Linked DNA regions of Mus musculus: region 1 is linked to region 2. Evidence: chromatin loops called from intact Hi-C (ENCODE). Cell type or tissue: left cerebral cortex. All regions are shown on one strand. Region 1 overlaps Vav2 (vav 2 oncogene). Region 2 holds the start of Vav2 (vav 2 oncogene).

What was found. Hi-C counts contacts between places; a loop is a spot of excess contacts. Peaks named below come from ENCODE experiments on the same cell type or tissue, not always from the same donor. Only the 100,000 strongest peaks of a DNase experiment are listed, where the experiment ranks them.
Region 1: it touches region 2 in a loop (2.1-fold over the local background); 2 of 42 quality-filtered maps call a loop at or near these places.

The regions. Positions count from the first base shown.
Region 1 is chr2:27,340,319-27,348,318 of GRCm38, forward strand. The region is part of intron 2 of Vav2 (vav 2 oncogene); the gene reads right to left. Among named protein-coding and RNA genes, the nearest start is that of Vav2, 83 kb to the right of the region's middle. RefSeq lists an enhancer at 3,650-3,886. In left cerebral cortex, a CTCF peak has its summit at 4,061 (motif pointing right); DNase peaks (open chromatin) are centred at 3,882 and 4,064.
Region 2 is chr2:27,424,055-27,432,054 of GRCm38, forward strand. It overlaps Vav2 (vav 2 oncogene), which reads right to left and starts at 3,554. Exons shown (of 28, transcript NM_009500.2): 1 at 2,222-3,554. The coding sequence starts at 2,425. In left cerebral cortex, a CTCF peak has its summit at 4,245 (motif pointing left); DNase peaks (open chromatin) are centred at 2,690, 3,064, 4,215, 6,787 and 1 more place; H3K4me3 peaks cover 2,439 bases; H3K27ac peaks cover 598 bases.

The DNA.
Region 1 (8,000 bases), 84 kb before region 2:
CTGCCAGAGGGCGTATGTCACAGCAACTCAGCCTGACAGAGAAGATGCAGCAGAAACGGGGTGCACTGACCCCGGCGAGTACTGCAGTGCCCTGACCCTGAAGCCAGATCCCCATTTTCTCCTCACAAAACTCATAGCAAATGCCTATGACGATCCTGGGTGCTATGAGGGCCTGAACACTGGCTGCGTCTGTAAGGGCATAGCTGAGAACATTTTAGAAAGGTAGATGTCACCTCCCAGTACCTTCCCCAGAGGTCAACATACACAAGAGTTAGTGTGAAACATTCTGGACAGTTGCTTGAACAGCTGGAGAGATGCAGAGGGTAGATCAGGGCAGTCAGTGGGGGAGCCTGACCCAGATCCTGGTTCCAAAGGTGCTTTAACACTTGGGCTTTTCTCTAAAAAATGACTGCATTTTTCCCTTGTTCGTGAAGTGATCTAGGCCCAGAAGTGTCTCTGAAGCACTTTCCAAGTGCTGAAAAATCTGGCAACATCTTAATTATATAACCCGAGGAGTCCAGGGGAAAGAGTCAAGTGCATTCACAGCCAGGGATTCCAAGCCCCTCGGGAAAGACTGCAGGAGGAACCACTGGGGCAGAACGTGCTTGGTATACACTGCCTGTGAGAGTATCAGCTTCCCAAAGGTGGAGCGGACAGTACTGGGCGTACAAGTCTAGGCTGAGGATGCAGCTCAGCAGTTACAAGCACTGCTGCTCTTCCAGAGGACCCAGGTTTGGTTCCCAGCACCCACATGGCAGCTCACTGTAGAGAGACTATCTTCTGTATTGTACAGAAGCACCACCTGTTAATTAAAGAGCCTATGGCTTAGACAGGAAACAGGGGGCGGGACATCTGAGGAGAAAGAATTCTGGGATAGAGTTAGGCAGGAGATTAACTTGGGAAGATGTGAGGAGATGGATGCCTGGTGCCTGAGCATAGGTAAGCAGCCACATGGCAGAAGAAGTTAAAACAAATGGGTCATTGTTAGTTATGATCTAGTCAGAGTAGCGCCTAGCTATATGGCCCAGGTATTTGTAAATATATTTTGAGTCTGAGACTTTATTTCTGGGAGGAAGGCCAGGTCTATCTTTTACAACTTACAAAAGTCTGTAACTCCAGTTCCAGGACTCTCTTCCAGTGTCCATAGGCACCGTATAAACATGGCTCACAGACATACATGAAGGCAGCACTCACACACATTCAAAAGTAAAGTTAAATGCATACTCATTGAAAGAGATGGCAGACACCAAACGACATCTCAGCAGCCACTAGTACTGACCACCCACACCCCACATCCTCTACCGTATAGATGTAAGCTCTACACAAACCTCCCTAAACACATTATTCAAACCCAAGACATATCCAAGGTAGATACACAAGACCACTCAAACTCACCATGCCATAGCTACCACCATTCCGGAGTTCAATCGTGCAAACCCAGGGAGCTGGGGCTCACTCTTAAGAAACAAAAAATGTTCTAAAAAGAGATTAGACTAGTTTGAATGAGCTAGCATGTGAAGCCATGACACTTTCCTTTATGCTCCTCAAGTAAAAGTCAAATGTGAATGTAGGTGGGTGGACACATGGATGGATAGATGGGTAGATGTATGGGTTGATGGATAGATCGGTGAGTGGGTGAGTGGGTGAGTGGATGGCTGGATGACAGATGAGTAGACTGGATGGATGGGTAGATGGGTGAATGTTTGTAATGAATAAGCGGGTAATAGAGGAAAGATGGGTAGGTGGATGAATGGATGATTGGGCAAATGGATAAATGGGTGAGTAGGTGGATAAGCAGGTGGTAGACAGATGCATGAATGATGGATCAAATAGTAAATAGATGAGCAGGCAGTAATAGAAGGATAGATGAATGATGGATAGAGAGACGCACGGAGGAGTAAATAGCGGATAGATGGTGAGATGGACTGATGGATGCATGGGATAAGTGGTGGGTGGATGGATGGATGGATGGATGGATGAGTAGATGGATGGGTGGATGAGTAGATGGATGGGTGGATGGGTGGGGGGATGGATAGGTAGATGGACGGGTGGGTGGACAGACGGATGGACGGACACTGGGTAGTAGAGATGTAGGGATGGTGGTTAGATGAGCATATGGTGGGTGGAAATGGAGTTGATAAATGAGTGGATTAGTAGATAGAAGAGCAGATGGATAGATAAATGATACATAGAGAGATGGATAGATGCATGGACAGAGGGATAGAGATGGACTGACTGATGCATGGAGTAGGTGAGTGAGTGAATGGGTGAATAAGTGGATAGATAGATTGGTAGATGAGTGGGTAGATGGATGCATAGATGATTGGATACATAGATAGGTGGATGAGTGAGTAGTGGGTAGATTGCATGGATGGTAGATAGGTTATTGGTGGAGCAGGTAGTGTATGAGTGGGTAAGTGGATGGATAAATGGAAGATGGAGGAGCTAGAAGGGACTGACAAAAGAAAAGAAGTTCACTGTCTTAGTTTCTCTTCTGTCATGAGAAAATGCCCTGACAAAAGCAACTTAAGCGAGAAAGGGACTACTATTCTGGCTCATAGCCCAAGAGTACAGTCCATCACGTCGGAGAAGTCAAGGCAGCAGAGGCCTGAGGCAGCCAGTCAAGCACATCACAGTCAGAAAGCAGAGAGCATGGATGCCAGTTCACTTCACTTTGTCAATTATACAGTCCAGGACCTGAGAACCCTCAGTAAAAATGGGTCACACACATCAGTTAACCTAATCACGACAATTCCTCGTCTGAATGCCCACAGGCTAAATAATCCCTCATACATGTCCCTGTTTCTTTGGTGATTCCACATCCTACCAAGTTGACAACACCTGCTAAACACGACAAAGTCTGTCCTTCATGATTCTGTTAATGACCACTTCCTCCATGCTTTGTGGCAGGCTTAGCTTACTGTGTCTAGATAATGAGAACTGGAAAGAAAAGGACAGCGCCCCAGGACTGAACAGTGCAGTCCGAGCATGGGCATCTACGGGCTGTACCTCACAAGCCCACAAGAACCAGCTGCTGATAACAAAACCTTCCTGGTCCCAGCTGTACACTCCCAAGTCTTGCACATGGTCACTGAGGTCTACCCAGTGGACAGTAGACATTAAGAGATCCTCCTGCAGGCTACCTTTGTAACACCTCCTCTCACCCAGTGTGACCTCAAAAGCCTGTGTTAAAAGTGGCAGGGCCACCACTCACCATTGGCCTGGATCCCTGAAGGTCTATATGGAGCAGTTACATCCCCTCTGCCATGTTTGCCCACCCCCAACCCTCTGTGATGTCCAACCATCTCCTATGGAAGCTGCCACAGTCTAGAACTATCTGTCTGGATAGACAAAACCAACACGAGGCAAGGCTGACATATCTACACAGCACCTTAGTCTCCCACTATAACTCCAACTGTGACTCTCAGCTAGTGACTCCTCTACCCAGACATCAGTAAGAGCAATCAATCCAACCAGGCAGAAGCAATCAGAACAGAACTCCACTGCCCCAGCAGAAGCCGCTGCCCTCAGAAGGATGCAGGAGCTGACCCTGCCAGGGATTCTGGCTCCTCTGAGCCCAGGCTGAAGACAGTATACAAGGGCTAGGGAATGTGCCATCTGCAAGCCCCGCTTGCTTGGACAGACTGTGTGATCAGAAGAGTTTCCTGTCCGCAATTCTGCTGTCATTAAGGATCAATAAGCAGGAACTGCTCAGACCCAGCCCAAGCAGCAAACTCTCCTTATCAGCCACCACCATTCATCTGAACGCACTCGTGGGAAGAGCCAAATGGCACGATTATGAAGCTCATTTGAATATGTTGCCCCGGAAACTCACCTATCTGCCGTGGGAATCTGCAGCCCACACTGCTACATATTCAGGGACAAATCACCATAAATTGCTTTCCAAGTCCAGCTTGCATACCCAACCCGTTTTCTCGTTTTCTAAATATCAAAAGCAAGGTCAGTAAAAACTTGGCGGTACTGCCTTTGGAATGACAATCGCCAGCAAGAAGTGATTAATTATGAAACGTGTATAATCAGAGCTCTGCACTCAAGCTTCCAGCAGGAGGAGGCAGCAGAAACAAAAGCAAACAGAGACGCAGCCATTTCTCATTCCCAGCATCTTGCTGGAGTCTCATTATGCCCAACACTGGTGTTTCTTGAAGGGATTCAGCAGGTTGGGAAAGACAGGATAAACCAGTCCTCAGCCACAGGGCAGCTGAGCGGCAGAATGAGAAATACCACTGACCAATGATGAGTGAGGGCACCAACTGAAGAGTGGTGGGTATTACAGTAATGGCTGGACGTTCTTAGAGGAGCTGCCTGGGTGGGTGGATAGAAGGAAGGAAGGAAGGAAGGGAGGGAGGGAGGGAGGGAGGGAGGGAGGGAGGGAGGGAGGGAGGGAGGGAGGAAGGAAGGAAGGAAGGAAGGAAGGAAGGAAGGAAGGAAGGAAGGAAGAAAAAGAGGGAGAGGGAACTCAGGATCCCTCTGCCAAGCCTTCCTGATGAAGGAAGAAGAGAAAAAGATGACATTTTGAGTGCCACTTTGGCCTGCAAACCCAAGTTGGCTAACCCAGCCTTCAAGATTTCCACACTGCACCTATCTTTACACACACACCCTAGGAATGACTGCTCTATTTTGCATTGAGAACAACAGAACCCAGAGAAACAACGTGACTTCACCAAGACCTTGTAGTTGTGGAGGCCTGAGCCTGGCTATGGCTGAAAGCCCAGGTCCTAACCATGTAGGAGCCTAAGGGCAGATATAGCCATCTCCCCAAAGTGGACAATGGTCCCAACCCAGACAGACTCAGCTGGCTACAGTGCTGGAGGAGCCATGTTGTCCTTCTAATGTCTGTCCCACTCCTAATTAGGAACACGAAGCTGCGGATCCAGCCTGGAAGGTCTTCTTGACCACACCTTGCGCATAGCACAAAAAGACCAAAGGCAGGGATTAGACCCAAAGGACATTAGGGTGACAGAGACATTAACCGCACCTGTGGGATTTGGGTGGTGAGCTGGTCAAACATGGCTTAGACCTTCATACCCAGCTAATCACGGCAAGAAATGGCAGCGGGCTGGGCCTGAAGAACAACAACCCTGCCTTCCTCCCTGTGTTCACAGCTCCTGCAATCCACCCTCCTGTGTCTCCATGGGCTGCACTGGGTTGGGGCACACGGTATGACTCTGTAATGGGAGGTGGGCAAGCTGGTGGTGGAGTGACCACAGTCCTCAGTACTTCACACCTTCCCTGTCCCACTGCAATGGGCCAGCCAGGACACTGTGTAAGAGGGATCTGTCTCAAGGTGGATGGGAACAGGGGCCTAGGAAAGAAACTGAGATGCGCACCAGGGCAAAAAGTCAGACTAGGAGACCTTGGAGACAATCACAGCATTAATCTTAGGAACCAGGAAAGAAGAGGCTTGGGGGGAGGAGCCTATCTGCCCTCCTGGATGATAGGAAAAAGCTGAGCATTGTCTGAGCACATGTCCCTTTCTGGGCAGCTACTTCAAATGGAGAGGTTCCAAAGGCCTCTGTTAGACAGAGACAGTAGCTCAGATGGAAGCAGATGAAGGATGTGTAACTACATTAATACTCATTAAGTGCTTACTATTTGCCGAGCATGTTATAGAAACTATTTTAATTAATCTCAGATTGTGAATAAAACTGGCTAAGAAATATAAACTAGGAGAAACGTAAGGCCTGGGCTCAGGTCCTGCCATTGACTGACTGCACATCTCCCTGAATACATCCCTATCTGTTATACTAGACATAACAGATCATGGCACCCATACTGCATTACCTCCCTGACCTCTGTCTATGCCCAGGCAGACATCACTAATCAATTCTGGTACTCATTCCTACTAAAACTGGGGCTACCTACATAGTGCACCCTTTGCAGTGTTCCCAGCAGCCACTGTTATCGGATACATGATCTACAATAAAGAAACTGTCCTCTTGGGAAGCTCCTGGACAGAACAGCCACAGGGTTCTCATGAGCACTGACCAGATTTGCAAAGCTCTTGAGTGTTGTATCTGAGACAGTACCAGACAGGGCTGGGTTATAGCAATCCCTACCAGAATACTGCAGCAAAATCCTCAGAGGAAGGAGCTTGGCCACCATCTGGTCCACACCCTTCAGTTAACAGACAGGAAACCTAAAACCAGCTCTGGAGATGACAACAACCAAGAGGCCACCCAGCAATTTCCAGGCAGAACCCAGTCTAGGACAGAGGTTCTGCCTGCAGCCCAAGGCTCCTGTCTGCTGGCATCATCTGTGCTCAACACGACGGTACTTTCCCAGTCTCCTGCAAATTTCTTGCCAGGAGGGCTTCCTTTATTCCCTCAAATCCCAAGGAGGCAGTTCTGTGGTGCTTCCATTTACAAAGGAGCCACCGAGGTTCCTACACAGCCCTCTGACAACCGGACCCCACTCTTTAACCCTTGTTGCCCAGAAAGGCCAGCCGCCCATCTGGATGTGAGGATGATGACAGTGGCACAGCCTCCAAAACCACAGCCCGGTCGCCCAGCCAGGATCTGCAGCCCAATGAAGGGCGGGAAGCCCATCCACCCCATCTGCCTGGCTATGACCGGCACATTCACCATCCGTGAATGCCAGCTCACTCATTCCCAGTAATTCTCTACCCCCACCTCGGAGGTACCCTGCATGGGTACCAGGATGCAGCACCCTCTGCTCAGCCAGTTGGCCAGTAGGGAGCACACACAGTACAGTTACACTGGACAACACCCAAGCTCAGCTGATGGTGCCTGTTACATCCTTCCATGATATGACCCAAGACAGATGAGGTTCCACATCCCATAGCACAGGCCTCTGCTGGGAGGGACAGGGTTCACAAAGGAGACTGGCATGTTGAAGTTTGGTCAGGTTGCTATGCATTGTCATGCTAAATGTGGTCCCCAAGGTCTGGTTGCCTCAGAGACAAGGAGATCCTCATGTATACCTCACAGCTTGGCCACCACTGCCTGTCCAAGAGCTCCCACTTCATACTCCCAAGAGAATGCACGCTCAAGTGCTGAATTCACACATAGACCTGTTCACACACACACATGCACAAACATGCTCACACAAAGCTTGTGCAGACACACACCAAGACATACTGACAATTCACTGACAGCCACATCCATGAATATAAGCTCACACCCTACATACACATGCTGACACTAGCTCACATAGGCAAGTGCTCACACTCTAATTTCTTTGTGTGATGTATCAGTTATTATATTACTGTGAGAAAAGCAACTTTAGGAATTATTTCTTTTGGCTCATGGTTTTAGGATACAATCCATCATGGCGGAGGGAAGTCCCGGTGGCAGGAACTTGGGGCTGCAGCCAGGAGTCAGGGAGGGATGAATGCTGGTACTCAGCTCACTTTCTTCTTTTTATTCCACCCATGGATCCCAGCCCATGGAAGGTACCACTCATCTCAGGCTATCAGCTTACCTCCCTTAGCCTAGTCTAGCAAATACCTCAGGGAATGCCCAGAGGTTTATCCTAGGTGATTTCAAACACTATCAGTTGGAGAACTAGTTTCAACAGTCACCCAAGATTCAACACCCTCTTCTGGCATCCATGGGCCCTGGACACACATGTGGTGGACAGACATGAGTGCAGGCTAGCTTTTTCAAATTTTACTTATTTTACATGTACAGGTATTTTGCCTATGTGTATGTCTATGCACCATTTGTGTGCTGTGCCTGCAGAGGCTAGAAGAGAGCATCAGATCCCACGGAACTGGAATTACGGACCATTGTGAGCAGCCAGGTGAGAGCTGGGAATTCCTCTAGAAGAGTAGTCAGTGCTCTTAACACTGAGCCATTTCTCTAGCCCCATACACAATGTATTTATTTTAAAGGACAGAAGGAGGCAAGGATGGCCACAAGGAGGGAAAGGCCAAGGCTGGTCTGGTGGAACCTTCTGCAGCTGGACGGACTCCTTGAAGCTTCAGGAAAGAAGAGTCCTCCACACCCCAATTTTAAAAT
Region 2 (8,000 bases):
CATCTGTGGAACTCTCTAAGCTTTAACTGTTGTCTACAGATCAGAAGTGACACACCACTCCACAAATTGTGCCTAGCCCAAGGCCCCCCCAAGAAAAGAGCAGTTTTGATTCCTTCTGTGTTCCAGTCACCACAAACTAAGGTGACACCACCTTCTCCCCCTTATTAGAAATGTGAGCTTCCTGTGGCAAAGAGCAAGCACCTAGAGAGAAAAGAAATCTCTCCCCAGACCCTGCACAGCCAGCTCTGGTAACAACCATTGCTTCTTTCCTTATGAATATACACATAGGGCCGTGAGGTTCAGTGAGCACCTGCTTTGTAGAGACCAAGGGACAGAAAAGCCTACACAAGATGACAAGCGAGAAGAGAACCCAGACCTTGGTGTCAGTGATCCCCAGCTGGTAAAGCCTGGAAGTTCCCAGGTCCCAAGGGTTGAACCCTGAAACCTGCCCAAGCCAGCACCCTTCATCCCATCCAGACCAAACAACAGAGACCTCCCAATATCCCTGCCAATCAGCCTCTCTCTCTTAACCCCACCTCACCCACAATCCCAGGTCAGACTCAAGCCTCCAGGCCCAACAACAGAACCTGCCAGAAGCAAGCCATTCATAAGCAAGCCTCCAGTTCAGTGAAGGCCCATAGGGAGAAGGGGAATCAAGACCCAGCTATGTGTAGGACTTGCCCTCTTCCCTTTCTCTAGCCTTGAAAGGGGTTAAAAACACCGCAGTCTCCCAGCCCCAACTTTGGGGAGAAGGGTCACACCTCCAGGTCTGTGAAAGTCCTCCCTATAGCTGGGCATGGTGGCAAACGCCTTTAATCCCAGCACTCGGGAGGTAGAGGATTTCTGAGTTGAGACCAGCCTGGTCTACAGAGTGAGTTCCAGGACAGCCAGGGCTACACAGAGAAACCCTGTCTCGAAAAATCAAAAAAAAAAAAAAAAAAAAAAAAAAAAGAAAGAAAGAAAAAGTTCTCCCTACAGCAACCATTTAAGTGTGCTACTTGGGCACACTCAGATCTTGCAGGACTCCAGATGCAAGACAGACCCTGAAATCTCCCTCTCTGGCTCTCTGGGCTGCTGGGGTACTGGTATCAAGCAGGAGGACAACCCTCTCTCTTTCCCTCCAGGGGCTCTCCTTTGTCAAACAGGAATCGGCTGGCCTCATCTCTATGGAAAGGCAGACACAGCCAAAGGGCTTTAGGGGGAGGGGTGAAACCCGCCAGAATATTAGGATTAGTGACTCTCGGAGTCATCGCGTTTCCCACAGTCCTAGAAGAGAATTCCCGGCGTCCACTAGGAGTTTCGAAGTGGGCGGGTCGCACCTGGACAGTACCCGGCTGAACTAGAGCTGCCTAACTCTTCTCTCCACCTCCCAGATCCCTTTAAAGAGCGACCCCCGAAGGGCGGGCCACATGCCTCGAATTTGCTTAACTCTCGGCCAAGTTCCCTTCAAGGGGCCAAGAAAAGCAGCTTCAGCCAGCAGAGCGGACATTTTCCTGCCCTGCCCTGCCCTGCCCTGCGGCCAAACGCGTGTCTTGGCCTCCACAAAGGCCACACTGGAGCGACCACCGAAGTGGGGGCAATGAGAAGGCGAAGAAGACTCCAACCCAGAGGCTATCCAGGAAGGCCCCCGAGGCAGCTGGTCCTGGGCTGGGGTCCGGGAGGAGGCGCAGGCCAGAGAGGGGGCGGCGCCCGGCCCTCCCGCTCCCTCCGGCCGTAGCACCCCACCCGGCCCGGCCCCTCCGCCGAGCTGCGGGTAACAGTAGCCACCACTCCACCTCATCCTTCAACGGCTCCAACTCAACCTCCATGGGCTCCGGTCGTCTGGCACGCAGCCGGGGACGTGACCCCCAGCGTGGCACGCACCCGGTTGGAAGGGACACTCGGGGACCCGGGCCTAGACGCAACACTGCAGTGCTGGGCGTTACACCGAGGCTGGAGTCGCCCTCCACCAGGCAGCCGTAGACTGGGGAGCCGGCGCACACAAACCGTTCCCGCGGCGGTGGTAGCGCGCCCTAGACTGGGGGACTTTAGCCAACTTCGCGCCTTCGGGGACCGCCGCTCTCTAGAGCGGGAAGAGGAGACCGGGATGTGACCTGCTCTGCACTGACCCCTGAGCCAGAAGCTCCGGCCAGAGAACCTGGGCCTCCCGCGGCCCACGCTCCAGTCAATGCGCCCCTCAGATCGCACACCCGAGTCCCTCCTGCAGTGCCGGGACCCTCACCTGGGACATCTGCGGCCGGAAGTTGATGTCCTTAAGGTCGATGGAACCGGGGGAGAGGTTGTGCAGCAGCTGGCACAGAAGGACGCCGTCGCGCAGCGCCTGCGCCAGGTCGAAGACCACCGCCGAGGGCCACACGACGCGGTGGTTGGGCGGCAGGACCTTGCAGTCGATGAGCCAGCGGCCGCATTGCCGCCACTGCTCCATGGCGCCCGCGGCGCCTGTGCGCTCGCCGCTGCGGCCGCTGGCCAGCTGGCTCAGGGTAGCGCTCCGGCCAAAGTGCGGTGACCGCGGGGCATCCCGCCCGCCCGCGCGGGGCTCGGCCGCCGGGGCGGGGCTTCGCGCAGGCGGCCCCGGGTCCCCGCTGCGCGGCCGCACGGCCCTCCTCTTCCTCCTCCTCCTCTTCGGGCTACTAGCCGGCCGCCGCTCCCGCCCACGTGCGGCCAACCGGCGCTCGCGGGGCAGCGTGCGGGGTCCCTCTTTCACACACACAAGTCCGCTCGTGCTCCGGCCGGGGCTCCACGCCTCCTGCAGTCGCAGCGCTTCTCGATCCGCCCCTCTGGGCGCCGCATTCTGAGCTCCGGGCGCCCCGCTTCGGCCACCGCTCCTGCCCCACCCGAGACAAAGGCGCAGCGGGTCGCTCGCTCCCTGCGTCCGGCGCCTGAGCTGCTCGCTCCACCGTCGCTTTGTTCGCCGGGCCCGCGGGCTCTACGCCACTCGCGGGGCACTGGGACTCCGAGGCTCCGCGGCTCCTAGGCGCTGGGGGTGCAGGGGGCGCGGCCACGGCCGGGCGGGGCCGGGGGCGGAGCTGGCACCTTCACCCGGCACCTCCCCGGAGACCCAAGCACCGCCTCCAACCCGTCCTCCCACTTCCTGCCCCTGGGCCGCCAGCGAAAGTTGAGGAAGGCGGGGCTCCTGAGCAGGCTCCCCGCCCACGACTTTCCCTAGGTGCACGTGGAGGCTGGAGGTCTTTCTTGCGGTGCGATGAGGCCGCCGCACGGCAGAAGAGACTAGAAGATGACCGCGGTAACGCTGGGTGCCCTTGCAGGGTCTTTCGGCAAAGATAGACCCCAGAACGCGAACCAGGCTGGCCTACACACCCTACGCCCCTATGGCCTCTTCCAGTCCTCTGTCCTTGCCAGGGTCCGCAAGACACTCCGCCTCCACAATAACGGAGAGAGGGGGAAAAAAATCCTTCACTTTCAGCCCCCTTGATTGTCTAGTGGGAGGTGCTGGAGAGATAGACCGTGTTGTGTCCTGAGGACATTGTGACAGTGGGAGGGACTTCAAAAGCATAAATAACTGATTTTTGTGATTAAAATTAATTTGCTCTGGACAGTATCAGGAGCTGTGGGTTCTTGGTAAAGAAGAAGGGAACCCCACAAAGCCAAGTCTTCTATGAGACTGGTGTCATGAAAGGGAGCTAGAAGAGAGGAAAGTGACCAGTTTCCAAGAGCCGAGCTTTTGTGGGCGGTGTTCTGTCAGCCCCTGCCTCTCTCAGTTTACCTGGGCCAGGGAAGGATGACAGATCTGTCCCCTGCACCCAGGGAAGTCCCTCCCAGAAAGGCCTCTCTCTGCAGGAAGTCCCATCACCTGCCCCACCTAAGGAGGAAGCATGAACCCTAATCCTAGAGATCCGGCAGAGAAGCCAGGTAGAGCCTTCAGCCCCTCTACTTCACCTCTGAATAGCTTCAGGGGAAGGACCTCCTGCGGACTGGGGGTTAAATCGTCCAAAGCACAGGGCTACAGGCAGACCCTCCAGCATCTCCCTAAGAGTCATTCAACACCCTGCACCAAAGGGAGGAAAAAGAAAGAAGGAAAGAAAGGAGATTGCAAAGCTGAAAGCAAAGCACCCTGCTAAATGCTGCTGCATTCATGCCTTGGCGTGTGTACCCAGGGAGCTCTCTCACAGAAAAGAGGCCTCTGTGCTCCCAGCACTCCAGCCTTCCTGCCTCATCAGAAGCTAAGACCAGGTCTAGGACAAACGAATTTTGCCATCCAATCAAGCGTTCGTCTGCTGCCCCCTGGTGGTCTTGAGGGCAATGGCATCAGCTGACAGCCTAGATGCTACAAAAGAGGGGTCTGTCTGTCTTTGAGGGGCTGTAGTGCAGAGCATATAGTGGAGTTAGCATGTCAGTCCTCCAAGTCAGAAGATCCAGGCCTCCTGGCACCAGCAGAACTCTCTGGTACCCAATTCCTTATCTGGCTAGTGGGGACATCACTCATCTCGGAAATAATAGAAAGGATGAATGAAGAAAAGCTGGGTGGGAAGTATTCCAGGTGTCTGTTGTGCATGTGTAGGTCAGAGTTCACGAGCTCAAAACAAACATGCGGAGGACTGGTAAAGGGGATCTTTCTCCTCACCCATTCTCTCAGCCCAGAACTGTTCACCAGGATTGCCCTCTGGAAGTGTCCAAGAGAAGTGTACCTCCCCACTTTGGTCATGAGCACCACTGAAAGCCACTTGTGCTGAATACCAGAGCTCTGCAGTGAACTGAGCAGACGAAACCCTGAGGTAGGAACTGTCAACCCCAGCCACATGTCTGGGATGTGGGAAGTGGGCCACCAACTAACCATGCACGAGGCTTCAGAGAAGAATGCCCCTGGAAAGGGGTAGCAGGTCTCCTGGGAGCTCTTACGGGATAGGGGCAAGCATGGCTATGGAGAGCCAGGCCTCGTCCAGAGGCAGTTCTACATCATAACGGAACTAAACATCTCTGTCTTCCCAGTCATGAGCTGGTCAGCTACAGCGTATTCTTTTATGGACTCTGATGTTAACTCCCCACTTCTAATTTGCCAGCAAGTTTCAGATTCTGAGCACTGCCAGCTCTGCCACCACCAAGGTCTATGTTCCTCCCCTTGGGTTCCTCAGCAGCCCGCTTCTACCTTGCCTTTCAGTCTGCCCTCCACAGCCAGCAAGGACCGAACCAAATCTAGATGCAACCCTGTCACTCTGTGACAGCACAAAACAAGCCCTTTGTGGTACTCAGCTCTCTAAAGATAAAATCTTTAGGCCTAGGGCTCTTTAAAAGAACACTGTTTGACAAGCATGAGGCCCCATCTCTAGCCCTTACAGCAGCGATTCTCAACCTGTGGGTCTGGACCCCTTGGGGCTAGGTTGCCTAAGACCATTCAAAGACACGGATATTTACATCATGAATCATAACAGTAACAAAAATTAGTTTTGATGTAACATAATATAATTGCAGTGAAAAATAATGTTATGGTTAGAGGTCACCACAACATGAGGTTGTGTTCAATACAGTTGTATTAAAGGGTCACAGCAAGCCGGGTGTGGTGGCGCACTCCTTTAATCCCAGCACTCGGGAGGTAGAGGCAGGCGGATTTCTGAGTTCGAGGCCAGCCTGGTCTACAAAGTGAGTTCCAGGACAGCCAGGGCTACACAGAGAAACCCTGTCTCGAAAAAACAAAAAGAAAAAAGAGAAAGAAAGAAAAGAAAAGAAACAAAGGGTCACAGCATTAAGAAGGTTGAGAACCACTGTCTTAAAGGAAAGGAAAAAGGAAAAAAAAAATGGCAGAATCTCTGCCGTGCAAACCCCCTATGACACAGCTTCCTTCTCTGGCTGCATCTTCTATGCCGCTCCTAGTTTTTTGCACTTCCAGTTTATCTGCCTAGAATTCTTCTACCAGAGAGAGACTTGACCAAGACTCTGGCTAGCAGAAAATGGATTTGAACTAGGTTCTCAACATGGAGTCCATTTTCCCATTGCTCCCAGCAGAGCTGTTTGTTTTTACTCCAGGCTGACCTGACCGTAAGGCTTAGGTGTCAGCAGGAGAGAAATCACAGAACACAACCTGTCTCTGCCCTCCAGGGCTCCTGCAGTGTCCCAACGACCCCCACGGTGAAACACTGGTCACCTGGCAACGCCAGGACAGGTCTCTGACCAGATCGCAAGTACCTCTGAGCACACAGCTGCCTCAGAGAAAGCATCTACAGACACTGGACTGTCCCAGAAACTGAGGGCCTCCCCTCCAGACCAGTCATTTTGACTCTTGGTTCATGTGTCCCCAACAAACACCCAGACACATTGCATGCTCTCTGTGCTTTTCATCAAAAAGGCCACCATCGAAGGTCTCTCGCTCACAGGGTCCAGCAAGGCTTCGAATTCAAAGGAATACCAGCATTGGCCTTCCTTTTCTCTACCACCTGGTCTACAGCCCTGAACCTTTTTTTACATCTTTTTACTGGTCCCTCAATCCATCTACCTGGCCCTTTGGATACTTAGCCTCTGATCTACTTAGTCCTTCATTCCCCTGCTCAGCCCTCCCGTGTCCCTTCCCTCTGTCTTTCCTTTCACATGGCTCAGGCCAGCCTCCCACCTGTCCATCACTACCTGCCCCACTCCTACCCACCCACTTATTACCTGCATCCACCCACGCAACCTACCAACTGGACCATACTGACTGCGCCCTGGCTTCCTTTCCGGAGAAGGGGAAGTGGATGTTTTGGTGGAGTGAGGGATTTCTTCTCACATCCAACCCACATGAACACACATTTTGCAAATTCCATTTGGAGCTCCATCAGGCAAATTCAGCTGTCACAATTTCCCAGGAAATTATAGGTGTAGGGAAAGACCATCTGGCCCGCCCTAGAGACGGAGCACGCCTTGCCTTGCTGGGTGATGGGTGTGGGCGCTCTTGCTTTTCCTTTGAAAAGACAAAATGGAGACTTTTCACTGCTTGTTGCTTCAAATTCAAATTTAAGCCAAAGGCCACAGTCTAGAGACTGACCACTTCACTGAGGTCTCTGAAATCTTGCTGTGACACAGTCGTGACTTGGGCACCTGCCGATGACTGTGCAAACCTGAGGACAGCTCCCCTGAGACCTGTCCTGAGGCTTTAGAGGCTTCTGAGAAGACCCTATCAGAGAGCACTGGGGCCAGGACACTGTTCAGCTCTCCGCATGAGGCTTAGAGGCAGAGTTGGGGTGGCTCTGATTTCCACAGGAGCCCTCATCACAAAGCCACAAGCCACCCGGATACTAGGTAAATGGAGCTGGTCCAGTTGCACCCCCTTTGGCTGCATATGAATAACAAGCACTAAGCATGTTTCCAGACAGGCTCAGCGGACCACGGTGGCTGCTGGAAATGTTGGCTCTTAGTAAAATGAAGTTGATACCCACAGTGTGACGAGCACAGCTGTGAAAAACCTGTCATGCTGCTTCCCACCCTCATCAGAGCCTGAAACCTTTCTTCCAACCCAGAGGACACTGGGTCCTTCCACTCACCTCCAGCCATGTCACCTCAAAGACGCACAGCCAAAGGAATGTGCCAACCCCACCTGCTCCAATACCTCCCTAATAGGACACAAACAAGTGTCCCAACCAGTATTTGTCACCCAAGAAGAGATTTGCATCCCTTAAATGTAGCCCCCAACCTCTACCCACCTACTGCTCTGGCAAGCCCCCTTTTTTCAAACAAAGTTGTTGGTTTTTTTTTGTTTTTTGGGGTTTTATTTTATAAATGTGCATTGGTGTTTTCTCTGCATGTGTGTTTGAAGGGACCAGATCCCCTGAAATTGGCACTCCAGACAGTTTATGTGGGTGGTGGGATTTGAACCCAGGTCCTCTGCAAGACCAGCCAGCACTCTTAAGCTCTGAGTCATCTCTGCAGCCCCTCTGTCAGTTACCTTTGAATTTGCTTTGGATATACTTATCATAGACACTTCATATAGCTGCAGTCACACCACTTGTGGCCTTTAGTGCCTGTTTGTTTGTTTGTTTGTTTGTTTGTTTGTTTTTCACCTTGACTATAGCTGGGGT